2 separate regions of the Homo sapiens genome follow, and region 2 is linked to region 1. The links are chromatin loops, found by intact Hi-C in ENCODE. Cell type or tissue: ascending aorta. All regions are shown on one strand. Links, peaks and the distances in the headings refer to the core of each region. The heading gives the core; the rest is flanking DNA.

Region 1 (11,318 bases), core at 2,906-7,905:
ACATATGTTAATTGAGCATCTGCTATGTTCAGTGCTTTGCTGGAGATACAGAGTTGAATAGAGGATGGCCCCTGTCCTCAAATAACAGGGAGAAATGCAGGAATCAGCATGAACTAGTCTTCTGGCACCATGTCCAAACATGTGGCTGAAATCTAGTTATATTTTGCCTGTGTCTCCAACCTGCTGGTGGAATACAACCTCAACAACAATAACAGCTGCAGAAGTTGCTTTCAATTAGTAAGTCAAGGAGGGCAGGTCCACTACAGAGCCCTCACCAGCCCCTACTCTCCCCATTCCACATAGATCGAACTCAACAACTCACCCTATGAGCTTCACATAGATCAAGCTCAACAACTCTTGATTGCCCTTAAACCTACACCACACTGTCTATGAATGATTTGGCTTTCTTGAAGGGTAAAATGTTACATCGGGGTTTTATATCAGAATTATATGCATTTGTTTAAGATAAACATACCAGTCCCTCCTATCAAAAAACCGTTTCCTGGGCAGGCACGGTGGCTCACACCTATAATTCCAGTATTCTGGGAGGCCAAGGCATGTGGATCGCCTGAGGTCAGGAGTTCCAGACCAGCCTGGCCAACATGGTGAAATCCCATCTCTACTAAAAATACAAAAATTAGCTGGGTATGGTGTTGAATGCCTGTAATCCTAGCTACTTGGGAGGCTGAGGCAGGAGAATCGCTTGAACCTGGGAGGCAGAGGTTGCAATGAGCCAAGATCGTGCCATTGCACTCCAGCCTGGGTGACAAGAGTCAAACTCCATCTCAAAAAAAAAAATCCGTTTCCTTCATAGTAAGATATCAACACTTAGATCTGAGTAGAAGAATTAAACGAAATTTTTCTTTACCTCACCACAGTTGTGTGATTTTACACTTTTCCTGTATTTTCCAAATAAATGTGTATTGTTTTATACAGAAAAATGATGTTGAGCATAATAAAAATATTTTAAAGATGCTTTCTTGGTATGTTGTCTAGAGGTTTCATTTGATGCGTTTTCAGCAAAACACCTGCATTTCTTTATGGGTAATTTATGCATTACCAAAATGCCAGAGAAAGATATGAAAAAGTGAACAGAAAAAAAATAGTATTCAATGTAATGTAAGCCATTGCTAATAAGTAGAGAGCTAGAGAGATCTTTTCATGTTTAATGTCTTTTTCATTACCCAAGTACCAGCCAGGCAAACAATCACTCCTGGTGACGACCTTTTCAGTCTTTTTTTGGTTTGCTTACATAGTTGTGTTCCTATCGTAGAATTTTTATTCGGCTTTGTGCATTTAACATTATATGTATATTATGTTGTGAAAATTTCATTTTCTTTGTGAATAGTATTTTAAATCACTATGCTATTTTCCATCAAGTGTATATTCTATTGTTTGTCTAGACATTTCTTTACTCTTGAACACTCAGATTGTTTCTTGTTTTTCCTTATAAACAATGCTGCAATAAACATCTTCATACTTTGATTTCGTTTTTCTGTATCCAAGCTCTCAGAGATGGAATTACTGGGACAAATGATATGAGAATGTGCATTGCTCTGGAAACGTGTGTCATTATTCTCCTAAAGGCTGGCACCAATTTGTCTTCTCACCAGCAGTGATTTTTCATGGTTTTAAATCTTTGCAGTTGGGGTAGGGTACCTCACAGCTATTTACGCTACAAGTGAGATTAACAGTTTAGCTATAATGTTACCACTCAAATTTAGAGACTTTATAGCAAGGCAATCACCCATTGGTGAGTCTGTGGCTATGCTCACAGGTAAAAGACAAGATAAAGATTTTGCCATCCTTATGTGTCCCCATTAAGGTAACTGTGCTATGGGGACATCAGCAGCTCACAGGCTCAGTTTCTCAGCTTTGGGGGTCCAAAGTTCATATTCAGAAATTTGATTCAACCTTACCAAATTCACAAAAGATTAAAAATCAATTAGGCACCACCACTGCCACCATTTTTGGATTTTTCTGTCAGCATACAAACATCTACAGGTTTCTTTTGTCTTAAAAAAAATAACTTTTTAAACATTTTAACATCTCACTTTCCCTTTTAGTACATTTCCATCTCTCTTCTTCACTCTATGGTCAAACTCCCTGAAAAAATTCTCTAAATTCCTTGCCTGACATTTACTCCTCAAGACTTTATACCTTGACTTCTGCCCATCACACCTCCTGAAACTGACCAAGTCTCCAATGACCTCCTTGTTACTAAACCTCATAAACACTTTCTGTTTTGATCTCACTAGACTACACTTGTCCCTGCAGTTCTCTCTTCCCTTAGCTTGTGAAGAACTTGCACAATGTAGTGAAAGGTGCAAAGGGTTTAGAGTTGAAAAATCTAACTCTAACATTTGCTAACCATGTCATCTTGAGCAAGTTTCCTAAACTCTCCTGTCGTTCATTTTCTCATTTTTAAAATTAGGGTAATAGAGGGAGAGGCAGGATAGCAACACCGTTAAGAGCTCAGACTTTGGTACCTTGTCACCTGGGTTGGAATCTTGAATCTAGCCTGCAGTCTTGAACACATTACTCCTATGTGTTTCAGTTTCCTCATATGTGAAGTGTGAGGTTTGTAAGGATTTGATGTGTTATGGCAAAGAATTGTCTGACACATAGTAAGTGCAATGTAAGTGTTTGTTTGATGCCTACATCAGGGGACTTCTGTAAGAGTACAATGAGTTGACCGCCCACTCACAGCATCTAGCTCAGTGCCCGGTTCTCGAGTAATAGTGTCAGCTCCCTGTCTTCTCCCACTCTTTCTCCCTCATTTCAGGCCACTCATTTTCCTGAACTGCAGAGTTCTGTCCTTGTCCACCTTTCCTGGATGACTTTGTCCAAATCTTTGGCTCTGATGACCACTTACAAGCTGATGATGTCTGAATCTCTAGCTCCAGGCCAGATTTCTTGTCAGGCTCTCTGACCAATCTACACAACTTCCTGCTAACCTCTCCACATGATTTCCCCCTGGCACCTGCAACTCATCGTCTTCCTCCTGCCCAATGTGCTGTTTCTCCTGTGTTTCTCATCCCAGGGAGGCATCACTATCCCTCCATCCAGCGCTGTGAGGGCATCCTAGACTGCACCCTCTCACTTCCTCCCTCCACCCCTACGCTCTTCTGCTGTTCCTCCACCCCAGTCCTCCTAGCCAACTGGGTGCCTCCACCCACTGACTCTGCCTTCTACAAATCTCAGGAATCTCTTGGTTCCTTCCCACCCCCACTGCCATTGATTTTGCTTAGCTTTCTGCCACTTTTTCTCAGTACTATCTCAGTAGCCTTCATACCAGTCTCCTCTCTCCCAATCCCTCCTACCCACGTCCCCCTAGCAATTCATATACTGAAGTCCTAACACCCAGCACCATAGGATGTGACTGTATTTGGAGATAGTTTAGAAAATTCACTCAGGTCAAATGAGGTCATAAGGGTGGGACTTCAATCCCATAGGACTGGCACCCATATAAGAAGAGAACAGCTCCAGAGTTTGTGGGCATACAGAGGAAAGACCACATGAGGATACAGCAGGTGGCAGCCATCTACAAACCAGGGAGAGAGCCCTCATCGGAAACTGAACTTGCATCTTGCTCTGGTTTGAATGTGTCAAACCAATTCAAAGCAAAGTCCGTGGATTGGAGACTTAATCCCCAAGGCAACAGTGTTGGGAAGTGAGGTCTAATAAGAGGTGATTAGGTCCTGAGGGCACTGCCTCATGCAGGGATTAATGTCATTATCTCAGGAGCCGGTTTGTTATGGACAGTGGGTTATAAAAGTGAGTCTGGTTCTCTCTGATCCTTTCACCTTTTGCCACAGGAGGACACAGCAAGAAGCCTCTCCCAGATGCTGGCACCTTGATCTTGGACTTCTCAGCCTCTGGAACTGTGAGGCAAATACATTTCTGTTCTTTATAAGTTACCCAGTTGGTGGTATTCTGTTATCACAGCATAAACAGACTAAGACACAAAGTTGGTGGCACTTTGTGATGGCTGCCCAAGCTGTCTAAGCCCCTTCCTCATGCTCAGATACACAGCCTTTGCTTAAGGCTGTGGAAGATGGCTTGCAGCTCCCTGAGGGTGCAGCTGGCTTTCCCTTGATGCTGTGGACAAGCTGTTCCTGCCACACAGCTTCCTACTGTCTTCACAGCCCCTCACTCATCTTTTAAGACCCAGTTTCAACATCACCTACTCAAGGCTAATTTTGGTGTCCTTCCTCCTTGTCCCATAGGACAAATGATACATATTGTGTGTCCCCTTACCACATCCTGTACTATAAGTGTTGTGTTATTGATTTACTTGTCTGTCTCACCCTCTAAGCCCAAGAGAAAAGAAAACAGCATCTTATGCCTTTTTATTCCTGGTACAATGTGGTTTCACAGAAGATATCATATTTATTTTTATTGAATGAATGAATAAATGAATGGAAAGCAGCATTGAGTCATGGTTATATATAAAGTTCTGAGAACAGTGCCTGGCATAAATAAGCACTATTGAGTGTTTGTTAAATAAATGAACAAAATATATCTGAACATGTCTCAGATCATTTCTTCTGCAATTGTAACTGTAAAAAGTCTTGTGAAAGCTAAAGTAGGAACATATGGGAAAATAAAAGCCCAGATTTGCAGAGATCCACTCATGCAAATACGTTCAAATTCGAAGTTATTGCATTGATTCCTGACAACTTTAGTCATGGCTAAACTAGAATGGAAAATTTTACTTCCTTCCCTCTGCTTACCTCATTGGGCTCTGCCTGTGTTATTCTCTGAGTTCACTGCTTCCTGTCTTCCCAAACAAACACTCACTTCTGGTGGCAGAGTTCACACAGAAGCTTTCCCAGGCCAGTCAGTTGATCCTGGTTACGTATGTGCTTTTGCACTTTGGTTAAACCTCTTTAATTGCTGGTAGGGTGCTCAGTGCTGTGGGGCACTGGGGCAAATGTAGGTTAGGACATTGCAGCAGCTGGGACCATCCGGTACATGGAGCGTCTGGAGGAGGCGCAAGTGACTTTGGAGAAGAGTGAGTCTGTTAATGTGAACCACGTGTGGGAACCAGGGTACCACTCAATTCTACAAACACTGATGGAATGCTGGCATGGGCTAGGAGTGTGGGACTCCAAGATGCCTAAGACCTGTTCCCTGTCTCCAGGGGCCTCAAGTCAAGCCAGCTACTAGTGGTCAATAAGTGTTGGAGGAGGAGATGGAGGACCTAGGAGGCGGACACGAGCACAGCCAGTTATGTAGGAGAAAGTAAGGATGGAGGGTCTCTAAGCCTAAGAACAGGAGTGTTGGTTAGGTACAGGACACAACTGAGGGCTCATCTAGAACTTTTAATGGGGTTGGATGCAGTTGAAATCACATTTGAGAGGGTATGTTGCAAAGACTTTAAAATTTTCTGTATGCTGTGATGTTTTGGCATTTTAAAAAACCTTTCTGGTTGGTGAGAGATGGCCCCTCCTGGATCTGGCCAATTCTTAGAGAAAGGACTCAGACTGAAGCATGTCTTTGATATGCAAACTAACCAGTGCAGTGCCAGACCTCCTGTATCTGGCCAGTGCATCCCAGGAGGCAGTATTCCTCTGCCTACATCATCCCAGGACCAGGTGCCAGCAACAGAGACCCCTCTTTGTAGCCAAAAGCCTGCCAGAATTATTCAATCTAGCCCATCCAAAACCATTCACCCTGCCCTGCCTTGCCTTTCCCCAGAAACCCCAACAAAGGTTATGGCTTAAATCTCCCCCTCATCCTATCTTCTGCGAGCTCCACCCTGGTGTCTTTCTCATATGGACCAACACAGTGTGTGTGCCCCTTGTCCCTAGGACCTGTGAGTATAATCGGCTTCTTTTTTCCCTGAGCCTCTCCTGCATCTCCTCTTGTGGTTGCACCTGACTATCTTATAAGAGACTAAAAAACCGAGGGATGGCTCTTAGTAACGGTGTCTACAGATAAGATTGGCTTTAGAAAGGGGGTTTCACTAGAAGACCCATCCAACTCTAAAGATTCACACCCTAAAATGGGCAGATTCGGAAAGTCAAGGGGTGAACCCAGGGAATCCCGTAGTATTGTCAAAATTATTGCTGCTCCTGGAACAAAGGGCCAAATTGTTCCTTGGATTTCATGTCTTTCTCCACCCCACTGACAAACAGCATCAACCACAACAACCATAATGAGAATGGCTGACATTTAGTGAAGATTTCCCCATGTCAGACACTGTTCTAAGTGCCTTCAATGGATGATTTTATCTACTCCTCCAAACTATGAACTATTTATATTCCCATTTTATAGAAGGGGAAAAAGAGGCACACGGAGTGCCAGTGACTTGTAACTTGCCCAGCCATACAGCTGATGCAGTGAAGAAGCACTTTTTATAAACCCCTTCCTACCCAAGGCAGCTGAGCTGACAAGATGGAAAAGATGAAAAGCTTCACTCTTCACATCTCTCTGGACTATAGAACAGGAGTGGGAAAAGTATGGTCCACCAGCCAAGTCCAGCCTGCTGCCTATTTTTGTATGACCATGATTAAGAATGTTTTTTCATTTGTATAGAGATTGCACTGAATCTGTAGCTCATTTTGGGTAGTATTGTTAAATAGTTGAAAAAAAACAAAAGAAGAGTAATAATTTTGTGACATGCAAAAATAATACAAAGTAAGCTCACATTTCAAAGTCTTTAAATAAAGTTTTATTGAAACACAGCCACATCCATTTGTTTACATATGGCTGCTTCCATGCTACATAAGCAGAGCTAAGCAGTTGCAACAGAGACTCTCTGGTCCTTAAAGCCTAAAATGTTTACTGCTTACCCTTTTCCAAAGAAGGTTTGCCACTCCCCGCTCTAGAGACCAAACTGGAATTTAGAGTAAGTTATTCTGTCTTCTCTAGGCAACCCTCAGCACCCTTCTCTGTCTCCAGAACTTAAAGTATTCCCCCTCCACATTTAAAAGAATCCGGACCAAAAGAGAATAAAGCCACCCAAAACCCAGACTCCTCATCCCTCAAGTCCTTGTCTTAAAGCTTTAAAAGGAACTTTACACAGTGGCCTTTTTTCTGTTGTTCACATCCTTTGGCATGTTGGTGGGGGCTGTGTTCATGCATTCATTCACCCAGTCATTCATTCATTCCATAAACGTTGATTGAGCCCCTTTGTCCCGGTGCTTTCCAGGGTGGATGAGGGAATAGGAAGTGGGCACTCACTCTCCACAAAGTCAGTATTTACCTCTGGTCTTAGACCCGAACTGCATGGTCAGGCACACACTTCGAACTTGGACAGACCTGAGTTAAGATCCCAGCACTTCCACTTCGGAGGTCTGTGACTCCATGGCAGCCAGGAAACCACTGGGCCCTGCAAAAAGGGGGGATACCCTTAACTCCTTCCCATGTATGCTAGGAGCGGTCAATAAAAAGAATGTGCGGAAAGCACTTTGCACAAGGCAGAGCACAGGGCCAGCCCCCAGAAAATTGTGACCATCATTATGACCGTCACCACCACCAAGGTCCTGAAGAGTCTAAACACGTCCACCTCAGAGTCGATCAAGTTGACAGAGATTTCAGAAATCTGTGTTCTCTTTTAAAAACTTCTATTTATTTAATACCAGGAAACACTGTACTATTTCTAGTCCCCTAGGTATTTGTCACAATCATAAAAGCCAAAACTTTTTGAGTCACAAAAAAAAAAAAAAATAGAGAGAGAATTTTCCTCACATTAAAATCCCCTGTGATTTGGGAAAAAACAAAACAAACAAACAAAAAAAAAAACACTGAGCAGAAATAACAAGAAACCTGGCAATGCCTGGCTGACAACAGCCAGAGGGAGAGGCCCCCTCACATGAGCGGCCTGAATTCCCGGCCTGCATGTCAGGTCTTTGGAATGCTGGGCCTAACGCAATAGTTCCTTTACTAAAAAAAATTGACAGGCATAGAATGTTCAGAAAGAAATAAAATGAAAACGAAAAAGCAAACCCCCCACACACATTTTGTGTCTTTGTGAGGCTTCACAATCAAGGGCTTAGCAGAGAGATGGAGTGGGGAAAGCTAGGCCAGCCCTCCCTTAATCCTATTTTGGCCTGTAAGTTACCGGGACAAGGGAAGAAATCCATGTTTTCTAAACTTTGTAGTTCAAAAACTAAACAAAACAAAAACACTTGTTTTGCTTCACCACTAAGTGATTTGTAAGTGCAGAAAAATCAGAAAGTATTGATTTAATTTTTTCAAATAATAAACAGAAGTCCCCTCTATCATCCCACCACCCAGAGGTAAGCACTGAATGCCAGTTACTGTGCGTCCCCCAAGCCTTTGTCTATCTGTTTAGAGCAGAGGGCATAGAGCTCCCTATGTCACCCAGGGCAGCTGGGTTGGTGCTTAGGACGGAAGACTTAGGGGCCTCAATATCTGGATTCGAATCCTGGCTTTGCCATTCATTAGCTGTGTGACTTTAGGCAAGTGCTTCCCTCTTTCCGCCTCAGTTTCCTCATTTGTGAAATGGAGTTTATTACAGCACTCACTTCTTGGGGTTGTAGGGAGGATTAAATGAATTGTTATATGTAAAGCACTGAGAACCAAGACTGGCACTGTCTCTCTCTCTCCATATATATACACACATATGCATGCACACATAGAAATATATATAATTTGTATGTACACTATGACATATATTTATATATGTGTGTATTTACTAATATGTGTGCATTTTTCCTGAATAAAATTACATCAAACTATTCATGGTACTGTATTTGGTAGCCTTTCTTTTTATGGCTTAATTATGACATCTATGACCCCATATTACCAATAATTTAAGTTGTTTCTCATTTTTCATGATTAAAATAAAAATACCGCCATTTACATTTTTGCACTTGTATCTTTGGCAACTTGTCCAATTACTGGCTGATAATTCACCCCTAACCTGGATCAGATATTATGCTCTTTTTCAAGGATTTTGATACATAATGTCAAACTGATCTCCAAACTAAAATTCCCAAAACCATAGCAGGAAGTTACCTATTTCCCAAAGTCCTAGCCAAAACTGTGTATTATTATTCTATTTTATTTTTCCCCACCACGTTGGAGAATTTTATTGTTTTAATTTTTTTAATTTGTTACCAGGAAGGTTAAAACTTTTTATGTTTATTGGCCATTTTTATTTTTTCTGCTGTGAATTTGCAATTTAGATCCATTGTTAACATATGGAGACATCTTTTCCTTATTTGTTTGCAAGAACTCTTTATATATTAAACATGTTACCTTTTAAAATTTTTATCATTTGCCTTTCTGCTTGATAAATTCCAAAATATATCAGAATATATTTTTTACCATTCAGAAATTTTGAATCTGTGTGTATGTGTGTGTGTGTGTTTTAAGCCCTTGAGTCTAGCAATATTTTTCACTATGACTTTGTCCTGAGATCCCCAGTTATAAAGTTTTTCTCTATTTTCCCCCAAATCATAACAATATTTTTAAAAATTTTCTTCCAATGCATTTATAATTTGATTTTTTAAGATTGAACTTATCTCAAAATTAACTTGCAACTAAAAAGCTGATATGTGTGGTTTCTTCTCTAGACTCAGTGATTCTATAAATTTATCAGTATCCAAGACTGTAATAGATAGATTAAACAAAATTTTGTCTATTTCTTTTTTTTTTTTTTTTTGAAACAGAGTCTTGCTCTGTTGCCCAGGCTGGAGTGCAGTGGTGCGATCTCAGCTCACTGCAAGCTCCGCCTACTGGGTTCAGGTCATTCTCCTGCCTCAGCCTCCCAAGTAGCTGGGATTACAGGCGCCTGCCACCACGCCCGGCTAATTTTTTATATTTTTAGTACAGACGGGGTTTCACCGTGTTAGCCACGATGGTCTCGATCTCCTGACCTCGTGATCCGCCCGCCTTGGCCTCCCAAAGTGCTGGGATTACAGGCGTGAGCCACCGCACCCGGCCCCAAAAATTTGTCTATTTCTTTGAATACCAATGTTCTCCTCTAAAAAGCAAAAACAGTGAAATCTCCTCTGCTTGTAATATTGTGAATAAACATGTTTCGAAAAGTGTCAAATGCTATAGCAGTATAACAATTATGACTAAATTCAGCTTCAGGATGAGAAAGAAGTGAGACACAGGAATGAAACATTTGAGTTCTCCCAAGAAGGGAGAATACTCGGCAATAAGTTTCCTTGATTTGAACTGATGAACTCACTAAGTCACACACTTGGGAGCCATTGGGGGTGGTGTAGGATAAAGGTATTTTCTGAGCATGTCAGTGATACTTTATACATATCACAGATTTGACTTAATACTGCCAAAAAAAAAGACCCACCAAGATTCAAGTTTAATAACTTAAAAAGTAAGAAGAGGTTAATTATCAGGTATTTTATATGAAAAAAATGCATTCCTTAAGTTGTTTTGATTCTCCATAAACCTCAGGCCAAATTTTTTAGATTTATGTAAAACTACCACCTCTATTGCACAGTACTTGCAAGCCTTCTCCCTTTTTTTTTTCTCTAATCAGAGTAGTGAGGATGAGATAGGTTCAGAAGCAGCAAGCCAGGCCACCCCACTCTTGTTCCAACATTCTGGGCTCTGCTCAGAGCCGCCTCCACCCACACCAGAGCCTTGCACAGGAATTCAGTGTGCTGTCACTTGGCGGCCTTTGCCGGAGTGGCCAGAGGGGGCGCTGGCGAGAGCTAACAGCCTCCCACCCTTGTGCTTCTTCCATTGGCCCTGGACGTGAATAAATCATGCCACTGACAACTGATGGGACTCAACTTCAAAGATGAGAGAAATTACCCAAGGGGAAACAACACCAAGTTTATGAGTGAAGAGTTAAGGAGCTGTTCTTAACATTTCTGAAAGGATACCAAGAACCTACTGAATAATCCACAGTCATTCATCTTTTTTATAGTTAGTTTGCTCAGGGTCCTGAAGGACATTATCAGAAACGTGAGACATTTGGAACAGTATTCAAGTATGTGAACTAAAGCTTCCCTCATTTTCTCAGATGAAAGCTAGTAAATGTAGCAATGAGAGATACAAGAGAGCAATGTCCCACCCTCATTAGCTCATTATGGGGCTATGATTGAATTTGAGGAAAAAATCTTGATTCTACAAAATGTGCCCTTCATTTTCTTTTTTCTTTCTGTGCTATTGAACACTTTGAAGATATACCCTTTTTTTCTTCTAAGAAAAGCAAAAAAAAAATAAGTGTGACAACACTTTTTTTCATGACTCTAAGTTTGTCCTACTTATATAAAAAGTACAGAATAACAGCTATCATTTCCTATATGCCTGGACCTATTAAGGTAAATACTATCCATTTTCTAGATAAGAAAAATGACTCTCAG
Region 2 (9,875 bases), core at 1,600-6,599, 51 kb after region 1:
GTACAGAAACTCAATTTACAGAGAAATCACTGAATGCCTGTGGGATGGCAGAGGACCTGCCAATTGTTTTTTTGGGGGGAAGGGGGAGGGCATCCTATGATCTGAATGCATGTTTTTCCCCCCAAATTCATGTTGAAACTTAATCCCCAATGTGATAGTATTAAGACGTGAGGTCTTTGGGAGGTGATTAGATCATGAGGGCTCCATCCTCATGCATGGGATGAATGCCCTTATTCATAGCTTGAGAGAGCCTATTTGCTCCTTTTCTCCCACCCTGTGAGGACACATAGAGGCACCAACCACGAGGAACCCTCCTCATTATACATGAATCTTCCAGTGCCTTGATCTTGGACTTCTCGGCCTCCAGAACTGTGGACAACAATTTCTGCTATTTGTAAGTTACCCAGCCCAAGATATTTTGTTATAGTAGCCTGAATGGAACAAGACAGGGTTTTTTGTTGTTTTTTTGGTTTTCATTTTTCATTTTTGTTTTGTTTTGAGGGGACTTGGTCCAGTGCTATCTGGACAGCAGGAATAAAATAATAATAATAATAATTTGATTGACATGTATTTATTGAATGTCTTTTATATACCAGGCACTCTTCTTGTAGCTGAGGATCTACAGCACTGAACAAAGAGACAAGGCTGTGTGACCTCATCAAGCTTGCTTTCTGAGAGCCTCTGCACAGCAAAAGAAACTATTGACAGAGCAAACAGACAAACTGCAGAATGGGAGAAAATATTTCTAAACTATGCATCCAGCAAAGGATTAGTACCCAGAAACTATAAGAAACTTAAACAAACCAATAAGCTAACTTGGTTATAAAGTGGGCAAAGTACATGAAAAGACAATTCTCAAAAGAAGACATACATGCAACCAACAAACACATGAAAAAATGCTCAACATCACTAATCATCAGAGAGATGATTAGACACAAAACCACAATGAGATACCACCTCGCACCAGTCAGAATGGCTATTGCTAAAAAGTAAAAAAATAACAGATGTTGGTGAGGTTGTTAAGGGAATAACTCATACACTGTTGGTGGGAATGTAACTTATTTCAGCCCCTGTGGAAAGCAGTTTGGACATTCCTCAAAGAATTAAAAATAGAACTATCATTCAACCTGGCAATCCCATGACTGGGTATATACCCAAAAGAAAATACATCCTTCTCCCAAAAAGACATTTGCACTCATATGTTCATCCTACTACTGTTCACAATAGCAAAAACATGGAATCAACTCAGGTGCCCATCACTGGTAGACTGGATAAAGAAAATGTGGTACATATACACCATGGAATACTACACAGCCATAAAAAAGGATGAAACCATGTCCTTTGCAGCGACATGGCATGGATGCAGCTGGAGACCATTATCCTAAGCAAATTAGTGCAGAAACAGGAAACCAAATACCACATGTTTTCACTTATAAGTGGGAGCTAAACATTGAGTACACAGGACACAAAGATGGGAACAATAAACATGGGGGATCCCAAAAGGTGGGAAAGAGTGGGTCAAGGGTTGAAAAGCTACCTATCGGGTACTATGTTCACTACTTGGGTGACAGGATCATTAGAAGCCCAAACCTCAGCATCATGCAATACACCCGTGTAAGAAACCTGTACAGGTACCCCCTGAATCTAACACTTAAAAAAATTAAAGACAAATATATAAAAATAAATTCACCTTTTGAAAAAAGGCTTACTTTCTAGCTGGGAAAGATTGACAAAAACCAAAATAAGTATGATATGTATGATGTTAGAAAGTTGTAGTCTATGAACAAAAGCAAAGAGAATGGAAACCAATAGTGTTGCTGGGGGTGGGTTATGCAATTTTAAGAACAGATGTCAGGCAACCTTTTGCCGAGAGGGTGACATTGGAGTCAATACCTAAAGGAAGTGAGGGAGTGAGCTAATCACGTGTCTGGAGATAGAATTTCCCAGACAGAGAGAAACAGGACGTTCAAAGGCCCTCAGGTAGAACCTACTTGGTGCGTTGAGGCACAACAAGGAGGCCAATGAAGGTGGGCAGGTTTAGCAAGGGGATAACAGAGGAGATAAGGTGGAGGTGGAGTGCAGATAATGTGGCATCTGGCTATTCAATACTAGGGTCTTGGACCAGCAGCAGCAGCTGAGTGCTTGATAGAAATGCAGAATCTTGGGTTCTACCCCAGACCCACTGAGTCAGAGCTGCACTTTCACAACATCTTCAGTAGCTCATGTGCACATTACAGTTTGTAAAGTGCTGCTGTCGGGCTTGAGCATCCCATTGTTGGGCCTCAGCTATTAACTTTGTGCAATAATATTGGATATCTTCAGAGGGTTCCAAACATTGGAAGAGTGTAATCTGACTTATATTTTAACAGGATCGCCCTGGCCAAAGGGGACAAGAGTGGAAACCCAGAGCCAGTTGGAAGTTTCAGTTCCCTGGTAAGAGGCGATGAGGACTGAGGTTAAGAGGTGGTGGTGAGAAGTGACCAGGTTTGGATACATGGAAGGTAGAGCTGACAGGACTTGCTGATGGACTGGATGTGGGATGTGAGAAAAAGGGAAGATTTGAGGATGACTCCTAGGTTTCAGGCCTAGCTACATTAATTAAGCATTTACTATGTGCCAGACACACTACCTTTTCCTCCATCGCCTCATTTAATCCTTACAATGACCCTCTGAGAATCACTATTATTAATCCCAGAAAGGCTAAGTCACAGAGCTAGTCCATGAAGAAGCCAATTTATGAACCCAGGTGTGCTGCTTCCAAAATCCAAGCTACCCCACTGCTCGAGGCTCACTTCCCTTCCAGCACCCTTAGCTAGACACACTCTGAAATGAAGAGTGAGCAGTAGAGCTGACCATGGCTCCACAGTATACCACCTGTGTGACCCCAGGTAAGCTACTCAACCTCTGGGAGCCTCAGTTCCTCATTTGTAAACTGGGTCTATTAATGCTCCATAGGATTTTTGCAGGATGAGGCAAGATACTGAATGCGAAGCAGTAGGCTGAGGCTGTTGTCTGTTTCCAAACTGCCCTAGGGCTTTTTGCCCACTGCATTATATATATATTTTTTTCTTTCTTTCTTTTAATATCTAACACACATACATGTGTGCACAAAGAACTCAAACCAGATCATGGTCTGATATATCAAAAGAGAAAGGACAAAATGACAGAAATGAAGCCACAGAAATGGGACAAGTGACTAAGAAGCAGAGAAGGCAACCCTGAGCAAAAGAGCAAGGAGGAAACGAAGGATGGGGATGCAGCCAGTGGGAAGGTGAGGAGAAGGACCACAGAACCCATGGAGAAGACTGCATCGAGAGCAGATACCTACCAGTGAAACGTTAGCATTTCCAGCCTTAACAAGGCCTTTCTCATTTTGTATGGCTTTTTCTTCCTGTCCTAAAAGTCCTCGTAGAACAGGAATACTTCTTCTCTATGCATTTTGCAACTCTGACCTCCTAGTTATTACGTAGAGAAGGGCTATAATGCGGTTTGACAGGGCTTTTGTTTTGATTTTTTTCGTTGTTTTTTTTTTCCTCCCAGCAGAGATTTAAAATGACGACATCTACCCAAATACTCAGTCTCCTACTTGTCTCCATCAAGACCCATTTGCTGGCAGCTTTGAGACTGAAACTCTCAAGGGAGAGGGTGAATCATCCCTTCACACGGGGCTTGTCTTCCTCTCACAATCATGAATTCCCACAGAGATGCCGGGAACTTGTGGCTAAGGGCAGACGCTGAGGCTAAAATTGAACATGGGTGCAATGGAGCTGTGCTTAAAAGAGACATAAGGAAATAAGGAGTCGTACGTGTCCTGCTCTGTGGTTAACAAGTTGACTACACTCTCTGCTGATGGAGGGATGGCGACTTCAGGCAGGAAGGGTGAGGGAAGGACTCGGCTCTGGGCTGCCCCACTGTCCACCCATCAACATTGCTGTCTGGATGAATGGGGGATAGATCCCCTGGGGTGGAGGCTGGCTGCTGGGAATTATCCACTTTGGCTTCAAAATGAATTCACTGGGAAGATAGCCATTAGTGCAAAGTATGCTTTTCTCTCAGGAAAATCACCCTACAGATCATCATCATTTTAAGTTTTTCCTTTCCAGTGACCCCTTCTAGGAGTTTTCATTCTTCAAACAAATCATCAATTTGCTGGGAACATAATCATAACAAAAGCTAAAAGTTTCTCTTTTTTTTTTTTTTTGGTTCTTTCCTTCGAACCAGCAATCATCTTATGTGAATGCCCCACTGCCTAAGATCCAAATGAAGTAGAAGCTTGTCTCCTTTTAAAACGGCCGTTAGTGTTCATGGCCAGGTGTCTCTCTCACCTAAGCACAAGTTCTCCCTGTTCCATGGACTGGCAGCTGCTTTATAATATATACTAGTTATATTTTAATGCAATAGCTGGATTCTTATGTCAAGACCTGTGGAAGGTTTAAGGTTTTACCCCAGCTGTGAGCTAACAAGTGTCATGGATTCTGACAGAAGACATGACACTCCTGGATCAGAGACGAAAGATGTTATTATTCACAGCACACTCACTTACTTCAGAGAGTGCTAGCATCTTTGCAGCAGGCGTCCTGCCCCGAGTCCCATGGCGCAACAGGCCCAGATGAGGGCTACACACTCAGTGGGATGCACCTCAGCAGAGGAATCCAGGGTCAAGGGCCCAGCACTTTTTGAGTGCGCAGCAAACATTGCGGCAAGCAGCAGACCAGCCCTTCCCCGTCCTCCTGCAGAGTGAGCAGCTACTTAGTAGTCATGCTGTGAGCACCTGACCTACTTAGGTATCTGTGTGACTAGTTTGGAAACTGCTCAGTATCAGGAGATAGGTAAGCCCTGCAATCTGGCAGCAAGAGTGCACAGCTGAGACCAACATCTTCATCCATCCAGGTGGTCCTTTCCCTAGTCATTCAACTGCATGAGAACTTTTTTTGGTAATGTCTGTGTTACTTTGTAGACAACTAAAAATCCGGCCTGATAACCATATGTCCCAGGCAACCCATGCCTCTAATGAAAATACAATGTTTCTCAGAAGGGGAAATTAGAATTAAATATAAACTATAAACCTTCAGCTTTTTCTTCCTTCTCCCATGTTTGGTCTAAACTAAGTTCATTTAGAGTCATTGAGGCCAAGAAAGGTATTTGGTAGTGGTGTCAGGAGGTGGGAAAGAATGGATACATCCTATTGTTACATGTATCACTAAGAGCAGATGACTAACAAATGTGTTATGTGGTAAGTGTGTTGGAATAACTTTCAACATCATTTACAAATGCTTTTAAAAATGTCATTAAGGCCGGGCATAGTAGCTCATGCCTATAATCACAGCACTTTGGGAGGCTGAGGCAGGAGGGTCACTTGAGGCCAGGAGTTGAGACTAGCTGAGGCAACAAAATGAGACCCCGTCTTTACAAAAAATAAAATTTGCTGGGCGTAGTGGCGCATGCCTGTATTCCCAGCTACTCAGGAGGCTGAGGCAGAGGAATCGTTGGAGCCCAGGAGTTTGAGGTTGCAGTGAGCTATGATCACACCACTGCACTCCACCCTGGGCAACAGAGTGAGACCCTGTCTCCAAAACAAACAAAAAAAGTCATTAAACCTCTCAACATTGTTGGGGGCTTAGGCGCACAGTGTGGGCCTCTGTTACACAGTGTGGCAGGACATTATATCCTTTATTTTCTGATGCTTTGACCTCTAGAGTCATGCTGGTCAAATTCAGTTCCGCCAACTCCTGAAGATAGTAAACAACTCACGCAGGAGGATGCTTTTAAAATGTAAACAAACCAATCCAGAGTTCATACCCAAACCACTTCCTCTATTTGGCTTTCCTGCTCTGAGCCACTATCCACCTCCCCTAATGACCCTAGGGCCAGGGATCAGACGGCTAGGGACAGTCCCTACGCCCCAGAGCCCACTGAAAGGGTTCAAACTAGCCAATCCCAGCCCTGTCCACCCTGCCTCCCTCTTCCTCTGCCCCCAACCCAGTGCTTCCCCACGTGGCACCCCATGCAGGGTGTGCCTTCTTCTCTTAGGAACTGTGAGTAACAAACTATCTCTTCTTCTTCTTCTTCTTTTTTAATTTGTTTAGAGGCAGGATCTTGCCCTGTTGCCCAGGCTGGAGTGCAGTGTCACAACCATAGCTCACTGCATTCTTGAACTCCTGGGTAACAGTGATCCTCCCGCCTCAAGCCTCCTGAGTAGCTGGAACTACAGGCGCACACCATCGTGCCTGGCTACTTTTTTTCATTTTAAATTTTTTGTACAGACAGTGTCTCCCTATGTTGCCCAGGCTGGTCTCAAACTCCTGGCCTCAGCAATCCTCCTGCCTCGGCCTCCCAAAGTGCTGGAATTATAGGCGTAAGCCACTGTGTGCAGCCACAACTATCTTCTCAATGGCAATCATCTTCTGATCTGTTGGCTTTATTGTGGCTCCAATTTCCTGTTAATATGCTATATTTTAAAATAAGCAGTACCATTTGTACTTGGAGAAAGGACTGTGGGTGAGTGGGAAGACAGCCCAGGGTGTCCCATTAGAGTCTCCTTCTCTGTAAGTGCAACAGTGAAGCATTTGTTCATCTAATGTTAATACCCCTGAGAGTCAGGCATCTCACTCAGCTGCCCCCCTGACATTCCCACTGGGGTGCTTCACAGGGATCTCTCGCTGCACTGTACAAAACTGAACCCTAGACCTCTCACCCTCAACACACATACACACACACCACATGCACACACACACACACCACATACACACACACCACATACATACACACACCACATACACACCACATGCACACACACCACAGACACACACACACACCACATACACACCACATGCGCACACACACCACATGCACACACACACCACATGCGCACACACACCACATGCACACACACACCACATGAACACACCACATACACACACACCAGATACACACACACCAGATACACACCACATACACACACACCATATACACACACCACATACACACTACATACATGCACACCACATACACACACACCACATACACGCACCACATACACACACACCACATACACACACACAACATACACATCACATACACATACCCCACATACACACACACACCACATACACACCACATACACGCACACCACATACACACACCACATACACACCACAGACACGCACACCACACACACACACAACATACAAACACACCACATACACACCACAAACACACGCAGCACATACACACCACATACACGCACACCACATACACACACACCACAGACACACACACATCACATACACAAACCACACACACACCAGACACACACACACCACATACACACACCACACGCACACACACACACCATGTACACACCACAGACACACACCACACCCACACCCACACCACACCCACACACACCCACACACACACCACACCCACACACACCACACCCACACACCACACCCACACCCACACACCACACCCACACCCACACCACACCCACACACCACACCCACACACACCACACCCACACCACACCCACACCCACACCCACACCCACACACCCACACCCACACCCACACACCACACCCACACCCACACCACACCCACACCCACACACCCACACCACACCCACACCCACACACCCACACACACACCACAGACACACACCACAGACACACACATCACAGACACACACACCACAGACACACCACATACACACCACAAAAACACACCACAGACACACACACACACCACATACACACACACCACAGACACACACACCACATACACACCTACACACACCACATACATACCACAGACACACACACCACATACACACACCACAGACACTACACCACAGACACACACACACTCCACATACACAACACACACGCACACAACATACACACCACATATAAGCACACCACATAGACACACACCATATGCACACACACCACAGAGCCACGCACCACATACACACACACGACATACACACACCCCTGACACACACCACATACACACCACATACAAACACACACCACATACACACCACATACACGCACACCACATACACACACACCACATACACACACACCACACACACACAACATACACACACCACATACACACACACCACATACACCACATACAAACACACACCACATACACACCACATACACACACACCACAGACACACACACCACAGACACACCACATGCACACCACAGACACACACACCACATATACACACACCACACACACACACCACATACACGCACACCACATGCACACAACACATACATACACACCACATACACACACACTACATACACACACCACATACGCACACCACGTACACACACAACACATACAAAACACATACACACACACCACGTACACACCACATACATGCACACCACATAGACGCACACCACATACACATGCACCACAGACACACACACACCACATGCAAACACACACCACATACACACACACCACAGACACACCACAGACACACACACCATACACACCACATGCACACCAGAAACACACACACCACAGACACACACACCACATACACACATACCACATACACACACCACAGACACACACACCAGACACACACACACACCACATACACACTACATACACACCACATACACACAACATACACCACACACACACCACATACACAACACATACACACCACATATACACACACATCACATACACACACACACCACATACACACACACCACATACATACACACACACACCACATACACATCACATACACACAACATACACCACATACACAGACACACCACATACACGAACACACCACACACACCACATACACACACACCCCAGACACACACACCACTTACACACACACCACATACACACCACAGACACATACACCACATACACAACACACACACACACACCACATACATGCATACCACATACACAACAGGTACACACACACCACATACACAACACAGACACACACACCACATACACACACACCACATACACACCACATATACACAAACCACATACACATCACATACACACACACCACATACACCATATATACACTCACCACATACACAAACACCACATACACGCACACCACATACACACACTCCACATACACACACACACCACATACACACACACACCACATACACACCACATACACACATACCACATACACACCACATACACACACACCACATACACCATATATACACTCACCACATACACACACACCACGTACATACACACACCACACGCACACCACATACACACACACCACATACATGCACACCACATACACGCACACCACATACACACACACCACATACATACACACACCACATACACACACACACCACATACACACACCACATACACACACACACACCACATACACGCACACAGTCTCTCTCTCTCTATTCCTCCTCTCGCATCCCTGCCTCCATACACAGCATCACCATCCATTAAGTTGCTTGATCCAGAAAATTATCTGTCATTCTTGACCTTTCTTATTCCTCCATTCCAATTTATCACTCAACCCTATCAACTCTACCACCAATATATGTCTCAATTATACTTTTTTCTCCATCTCTACTGCTCTAGGCCCAAGCCAGTATCATTTCTAGCCTCGACGGCTTCCACAGCCTCCTCCTCCATTTCTCTATAGAACAACTCAAACCGCCATTTTAAACTATAAATCATGCGCCCTGACTCCCTTGTGTTAAAACCTTAGGCTGTGGTTAGAATAGAATTCATAATCCTTCCTGTGTAGGATCTGACCGTGGACACCTCTTCAATCAGTTCTGGCTGGGTGCAGTGGCTCACGGAGGCTGAGGTGGGTG

What was found. Peaks named below come from ENCODE experiments on the same cell type or tissue, not always from the same donor. Only the 100,000 strongest peaks of a DNase experiment are listed, where the experiment ranks them.
Region 2: a loop joins it to region 1, with 3 times the contacts of the local background. A loop is called at or near these places in 1 of 110 quality-filtered maps.

Annotation. Positions count from the first base shown.
Region 1 is chr13:30,892,487-30,903,804 of GRCh38, reverse strand. All of the region lies in intron 2 of TEX26-AS1 (TEX26 antisense RNA 1), which reads left to right. Among named protein-coding and RNA genes, the nearest start is that of MEDAG, 8.1 kb to the left of the region's middle. In ascending aorta, for the core only: a CTCF peak has its summit at 4,988; DNase peaks (open chromatin) are centred at 3,188, 4,844, 7,245, 7,824 and 1 weaker place; H3K4me3 peaks cover 1,676 bases; H3K27ac peaks cover 5,000 bases.
Region 2 is chr13:30,841,845-30,851,719 of GRCh38, reverse strand. No RefSeq gene overlaps it. Among named protein-coding and RNA genes, the nearest start is that of LINC00545, 36 kb to the left of the region's middle. RefSeq lists enhancers at 3,568-3,657, 3,768-3,827. In ascending aorta, for the core only: no CTCF peak of the experiment used is centred there; a DNase peak (open chromatin) is centred at 3,669; H3K27ac peaks cover 2,466 bases.